Regions from separate parts of the Mus musculus genome. Here region 1 is linked to region 2. A link is a contact called in ENCODE Hi-C or POLR2A ChIA-PET data. All regions are on one chromosome and are shown on one strand. Each heading gives the region's core, a stretch centred on a gene start or an enhancer-like site at or near the end of the contact. The rest is flanking DNA. Distances are from core to core; before and after follow the strand shown. Region 1 holds the start of Smim6 (small integral membrane protein 6). Region 2 has its middle 7.1 kb from the start of Gm23699.

Evidence for each region. Hi-C counts contacts between places; a loop is a spot of excess contacts on that map. ChIA-PET counts read pairs that join two places held with the same protein, here RNA polymerase II (POLR2A).
Region 1: a map of left cerebral cortex shows a loop between it and region 2 (2.5-fold over the local background). The contact joins the promoter of Smim6 here to the enhancer-like site in region 2. A Hi-C loop is called at or near these places in 1 of 37 maps with a recorded cell type or tissue (left cerebral cortex). POLR2A ChIA-PET finds 5 or more read pairs at or near these places in 1 of 5 experiments (Patski).

The regions. Positions count from the first base shown.
Region 1 is chr11:115,910,556-115,913,843 of GRCm38, reverse strand. Smim6 (small integral membrane protein 6) reads right to left here and starts at 1,827. Exons shown (of 2, transcript NM_001162998.1): 1 at 1,388-1,827; 2 at 1-461. The coding sequence starts at 455. The coding sequence ends at 285. All of the region lies in intron 7 of Recql5 (RecQ protein-like 5), which reads left to right.
Region 2 is chr11:115,732,685-115,735,849 of GRCm38, reverse strand. No RefSeq gene overlaps it. Among named protein-coding and RNA genes, the nearest start is that of Gm23699, 7.1 kb to the right of the region's middle. Within about 2 kb of position 1,322, at least 1 of the 3 ENCODE cell types and tissues checked has a DNase peak (open chromatin) inside an H3K27ac peak, as active enhancers do.

The DNA.
Region 1 (3,288 bases), core at 578-3,077, 180 kb before region 2:
GGACTCTCATCAGAAGGTCTGGTTAGCCACTGCTGCTCTCTCTCATCTGAGGCAGAGCAGAGTTCTTCTCCGTGTGCTTAGTGTTCAGCTGGTGCAGGGTGAGAGAGCCAGAAATGGTACCACACCTGCCTTCCCACCTGGCTAACTGGCCAACCCCTAGGCAAGGTCCAATGGTTCCCAGAGATTCTTTCTTGAGCCAGAGGGAATGGAAGCCCACTGCTGGTCGGGGCTGAGCAGATCAGCCCCTCTCTCTCTGCTGCCTTCTAGGACCCGGAGGAGACGGATCACTCCTCTTCAAACACAGCCTTTTCCACATACCCAAACACAACAGCAAATAAGACGAAGAGCAGGAACGTGGAGGTGAACAAGCCAATCACTGTCAGGCCCCCCACATCCCACGGGTTCTTCCAGAAGTCTTCATTCTGGATGCTCCTTGGTGGTACCATTTGGCCCATGGAAATCTGGAAGAGAGGAGACAAGAGGCCCTGAGTGCAGAGAGCTCTGAAGTCCTTGTGCCCAGTGGTGCTATCCATGACACCTTCTGGACAGCTCGACACAGCTAGCTAGCCAACCCTGCGGGGATGATGAGTCTTTGGATTCAAAGTCTCTAATATCAAAAAGTGGGAAATAGCCGGGTGTGGTGGTTACACGCCTTTAATCCCAGCACTTGGGAGGCAGAGGCAGGTGAATTTCTGAGTTCGAGACCAGCCTGGTCTACAGAGTGAGTTCCAGGACAGCCAGGGCTACACAGAGAAACCCTGTCTCAAAAAAAACCAAAAAAAAAAAAAAAAAAAAAAAAAAAGTGGGAAATGGGATTTCCTGCTTAGAAGCTGCTGAGGGCTACCTCTAGAGTCTCTGAAAAACTCTGCTATGAGCCTGATATTTCTCCTGTCCCTGAGGCCTTCCTAGCTAGAACCTAAAGTGTACACCTGTAGGTCTCCTATTCTTATTGTCCCAATTCCCAGATGTTTGGGAGGCATTTTGAGAGCTTGGTCTATAAGCCTAGCTGGGTGATGGTGACTTAAGTCTCAGCTCCACAGAAGGCTGAATTCCTACTTGAGCCCAGGGATCCAGGCCGGCTGAGAACAGAAAACCCTATTTCAGCCCTGGCTGCTCAGCTCACAGTCTTCCACAAAGCCAGTTCCAGGGCGCCTGACACCATCTCCAGCCTCTGAAAATACCAGGAGTGCCTGTGTGGAAATGCATACGTAAGAACAGCACACACATAAATCTTAAAAAAGTCTTGGTGGTGGATAGGAAGAAAGCGTGGCTGAGTGTCCTTGGATGCAGCTGGGAGCAGGAGGCCTTGCCATATTACGGAAGTGGAGCTGGTGAGTGTGGGGCTGCAGCCGTTTGGGGAGTGGGAGAAGAAGAAAGATGTCATTACCTGGTTTTCTGTTAATAGTCTTGAATCTTCTGAGGACAAAGCAAGTCAGGCTGTCCTTCCGGCCTCAGACTTCAGGGTTCCTGGGTGGAAGAGGCTTCCAGGTGACCACAGCTTTGCCCCAACTCAGAGAAACTGCTGTTGGCAGCCCAGGGAGTTGCCAAATACTCTGACCACACCTTTGCTGCCACCACCAGAGCAAACAAGGGTGGGCTAGACTGGTTGCCTGGCAACTGCCACTCCCTCCCTCATTCCCTCCATTAGGATTCTACCCTTCTGTGATGGCATTGGAGGAGTTGAGTTTTAAGTCCCTGAGAGAGGTCAGCCTGAGTTAGGGTGAGAAGAGAGAGTGGGTCTGTGCCCCAGGCCGCCTGTCAGCCTCACTGATGAGAGCTGGGCCTTAGAGCCATTCAGAGCTCTCAGATCTCCCTGGGAGCACTCTTCTCAGAGCTCGTAGGGGAGCACTCTTTCCTTCCTTCCTGCGGTTTGGGTGAATGATTAACTGCACTTCTGGCAGGAACTGCCTGGAACAGGTTTCTGGGTAAGAGTAGGAGAGCTTATCACATGGAGCCTTTCCCCGCAGTACCTGCCTCTGGCATGGCCTCTGCTGGTTCTGTGGTTAGAGAGAGAGAGAAGAAGCTGGAGAGGGGGCGACCACACAACACACACACACATACACACATGCACGCACGTGCACACACACGCCTTGGAAGGGGACTAATTACACTGGCCTTGCTCGGAACTTGGCGGCCACTGTTGACTCCTTTCAGAGCTTAGGCATGTGGGCCTGCCATAGCCCGTTGTAAGATCAGAGAGGTGGGTCTTTGCCTCTGAAGGGCTTGCGTTCTAGTGCATCATCAATCCTGCCGTCAGAGTTTGGGAAATGCTCACTGAATAACAGTTTCTGGGATGCCAGGGTATCTGTCATCCAATCCTCTGGGGTCTAACCTGGAGTGGTGACAGGTGAGGAACAAGCTCAGGAAAGCGTTGTCGCCTGCCATTTCCTTGTGTAAAACTCACTGACTTCCTGGCCTGCCAGATGCACACAGCCAGCAGGCGGGACTCTGGCACACCCTGGTATGGTTTGTGCCCATCAGTTAAATGAGGTTCTTATCAAGAGTCAGTTGTTTGTTCCCAGACTGGTGTATAGCAGCTGAGCTTGTTTCTATGATAACAACGTTGACATGGTATCAACAGATGAAGCAGTAATGACAACCACAACTCCAATTTTACAGCAAGGACAGACAGTGTGGTTAAGCAACTTCGGTTGTGCAGCTGGTACAGTTGGAGTTTGGAGCCAGCTGTATAGTCAGCTCTTAGAGCAGATGACAGCTGTTGTCTCTATTAATACCTATGTGACCACTTTGCTATCACTCCATAGTCCCATCGAAACAATAGAAACATAACTAAACTTTGGCACATTTTGTAAAACTCGTGACATTAAATTTTTTTATACATTTTGTGCGTGTGTGCGCATGCTCATAAACACACACACACACACACACACACACACACACACACACACGTATGCCGTGGCCTCTGTGTGTATGGAGAAGGGGTAGTGGACAACTTGTGGAAGTAGGTTCCAGAAATTGAACTCAGGTCTTAAGGTTTGGTGGCCAGTTCCTTTACCCACTGAGCCATCTTGCTGGCCCCTCTCTGGTGACATTTTCTTTGTTTCTTTCTTTTCTTTTCTTTTCTTTTTTGTTTTGGTTTGGTTTGGTTTTTTTCGAGACAGGGTTTCTCTGTATAGCCCTGGCTGTCCTGGAACTCACTTTGTAGACCAGGCTGGTCTTGAACTCAGAAATCTGCCTGCCTCTGCCTCCCGAGTGCTCTGATTAAAGGCGTGCGCCACCACACCCAGCTGGTGACATTTTCTACTCAGTTTCTTTTGCAGGTGTGTT
Region 2 (3,165 bases), core at 73-2,572:
AGAAAGAAAGAAAGAAGTAAAGTGGGGAAGATTGGCTAGCTAGTGATGGTGCTTGCCTATAATCCCGGACTCCGGAGGCAGAGGCAGGCGGATCTCTGAGTTTTAGGTTATCAAGGTCTACAGAGTGAGTTCCAGGACAGCCAAGGGCACACAGAGAAACCCTGTCTCCAGAAAAATAAAATAAAATGAAGTAGAAGATTGGTCCCCTATTGCCCAGTTTTTCATCCCTGTCTCCTGGAGTCACTAATATAAATTTCCTGCATATCCTGCATATCTTTCCAGAAATTCTCCTTACCTCTTTTTTTTTTTTTTTTTTTAGATAGAATTTCTCTTTATATGGGGCTGGTGAGATGGCTCAGTGGGTAAGAGCACCCGACTGCTCTTCCGAAGGTCCGGAGTTCAAATCCCAGCAACCACATGGTGGCTCACAACCATCCGTAATGAGATCTGACTCCCTCTTCTGGAGTGTCTGAAGACAGCTACAGTGTACTTACATATAATAAATAAATCTTTAAAAAAAAAAAAAAAGAATTTCTCTTTATAGTCCTCTCTGTCTTGGAACTTGCTTTGTAGACCAGGCTGGCCATGAACTCACAGAGGTCCCCCTGCCTTTGGCTCCTAAGTGCTGGAATTGAAGGTGTGTGCTGCCGCCACCCCACCCCACCCCACCCCTGTGTGTCTTTTATTACCTTTTTTTTAAATATTTATTTTATGTATGTGAGTACATAGTCGCTGTCTTCAGACACACCATTACAGATGGTCCTGAGCCACCATGTGGTTGCTGGGAATTGAACTCAAGACTTCTGGAAGAGCAGTCAGTGCTCTCAACCGCTGAGCCACCTCTCCAGGCCCCAAATTTTTTTAAAAAGCATACTAAAAGTTAAAAGTTGGAAACCCTAAACTGCCCATCAACTGAGATCCAGCCAAAGAACCCCAGAAATCTGACCATCTCTTTAATGAATTCTCTGTGATTATTGGAAAAAAAGATTTCCGCTTGGGAAAAGATTCACAACATACCACATTAAATCACTGAGTTTTAAAAACAAATCAACTCTGGAAGGAAATTACTGTTGAAGAGCACTGGAGCACTGGATAGGATTATTTTCCCAAACACTCTGCTCTAAGCCGGGCCTGGGGTACAGGCCTGTAATCTCAGCTATTTGTAGGGCTGAAGTAGGAAGATCCCAAGTTCACGGTTGGCTTGGGCTACAGAGCGGGTTCCAGGCCAGCCCGGGCAAATTAAAGAGATGCTGCCTCAAAAATAAACCGTAAAAAGCCATTTGCAGTTATAACTCGGTGGCAGGGGACTTGGCAACCATCCCCAAGGCCATGGCTTCCACCCCCTGTACCAGGAACACAAAGACACAAACAAGGTGCCAGGCCAAGCATATGGCTGAGTGGTCTGATAATAAAAGCAGCTGCCTGTGCCGTCCTCTTGGGCCCTAAGTATAGGGAGTATTTTGACAGTGGATTTACTTTGCTGCCAGACTGGATGAAATCTTTCCAGCTATAATAAGACACATGGGCTCAGAAAAGCAATATGATTCAGAAGCAGGAATCATAACTCCTGAAGCAAAGAGCCCCTCTCCGGGAGACTCCTGGCGTCATCTTTCATGAAGGGTGTCAGGGAGGGGCCAAGGCAAGCTTGCAGATCTGAACTCTGGACTGCCGCTCATTCCCAGCATTCTCTGCTCGCCCAGCCCACATTGTCAGCATTCTCCTCCCTTTAGGTTCTCTTCTTGCCTCCTGGACACAGATACTTGAGGTCACATAGCGGCTCCTTCAGCTGCTTCAGGGTCCCAAGGAGAGGGTAGAGGGGATAATAATTGGAAACCTTATGGAAAGAACCCAAGGGTCCCTTCCGTGGCTGTCTGGGTCGGTTTCTGCTGGGCAGAATGCAGTTCTTTGAGATTTTTAAAAAGCGCATGTGTGTGTGTGTGTGTGTGTGTGTGTGTGTGTGAAGCTAAGAGAGTTCACCTGTCTCCAGTGTTCTGCCAAGAAAACATGTATCTAATCACCCCCAACTGAAAGAAACATATTTTAGTATTCAACATTTATATTTTTAAAGAGGGGGGTATAGGGAACTTTCGGGATAGCATTTGAAATGTAAATAAAGAAAATATCTAATAAAAAAAAGAAATAAAGATAGCCAAAGATTAAAAAAAAGAGAGAGAGAGAGGGGTGGGCAGCTACAGAACATGTATGCATACACAAACATGTATGCCCACACACACTAATAATAAAGAAAAAATTCCCAAAGAACAAAACACTATTGTACTGGCTGGTTTTGTGTCAACTTGACACAAGCTGGAGTTATCACAGCAAAAGGAGCTTCAGGTGAGGAAATGCCTCCATGAGATCCAGCTGTAAGGCATTTTCTCAATTAGTGATCAAAAGGGGAGGGCCCATTGTGGGTGGTGCCATCCTGGGCTGGTAGTCCTGGGTTCTATAAAAAAGCAAGCTGAGCCGGGCAGTGGTGGCACATGCCTTTAATCCCAGCACTTGGGAGGCAGAGGCAGAGGCAGAGGCAGGTGGATTTCTGACTTCAAGGCCAGTCTAGGCTACTCAGAGAAACCCTGTCTTGAAAGACAAACAAACAAACAAACAAACAAACAAAGCAAGCAAGCAAAGCAAGCAGGCTGAGCAAGCCAGGGGAAGCAAGCCACTGAGTAACATCCCTCCATGGCCTCTGCATCAGCTCCTGCTTCCTGACCTGCTTGAGTTCCAGTCCTGACTTCCTTTAGTGATGAACAGCAATGTGCAGGTGTAAGCTAAATAAACCCGTTCCTCCCCAACTTGTTTCTTGGTCATGATGTTTGTGCAGGAATAGAAACCCTGACTAAGACAAATTGGTACCAGCATAGTGGGGTATTCCTGTGACAACCAGACCAAGTTTTGGGGAGGACTGTGGAAGGACTTTGGAACTTTGGGCTAGAAGAGCCATTGCTTAAGAGCTCTGTGGGGTGTTCTGTAGGAGCTTGGAAAAGAATGTTGAGAACAGTGCGGACTTGTGAAATTTCAAAGGGAAGATTAAAGACTCTTATCAGGGCAGTTGCTATTTTGATTGTGAAGATTCTGTGGTTTTGGTTAGCTGGGGTGAAGAATCAGCTGTGATTAACAAGATACCAGAACTACTAAAGTGAAACTTTTGCATTACTGGGACTA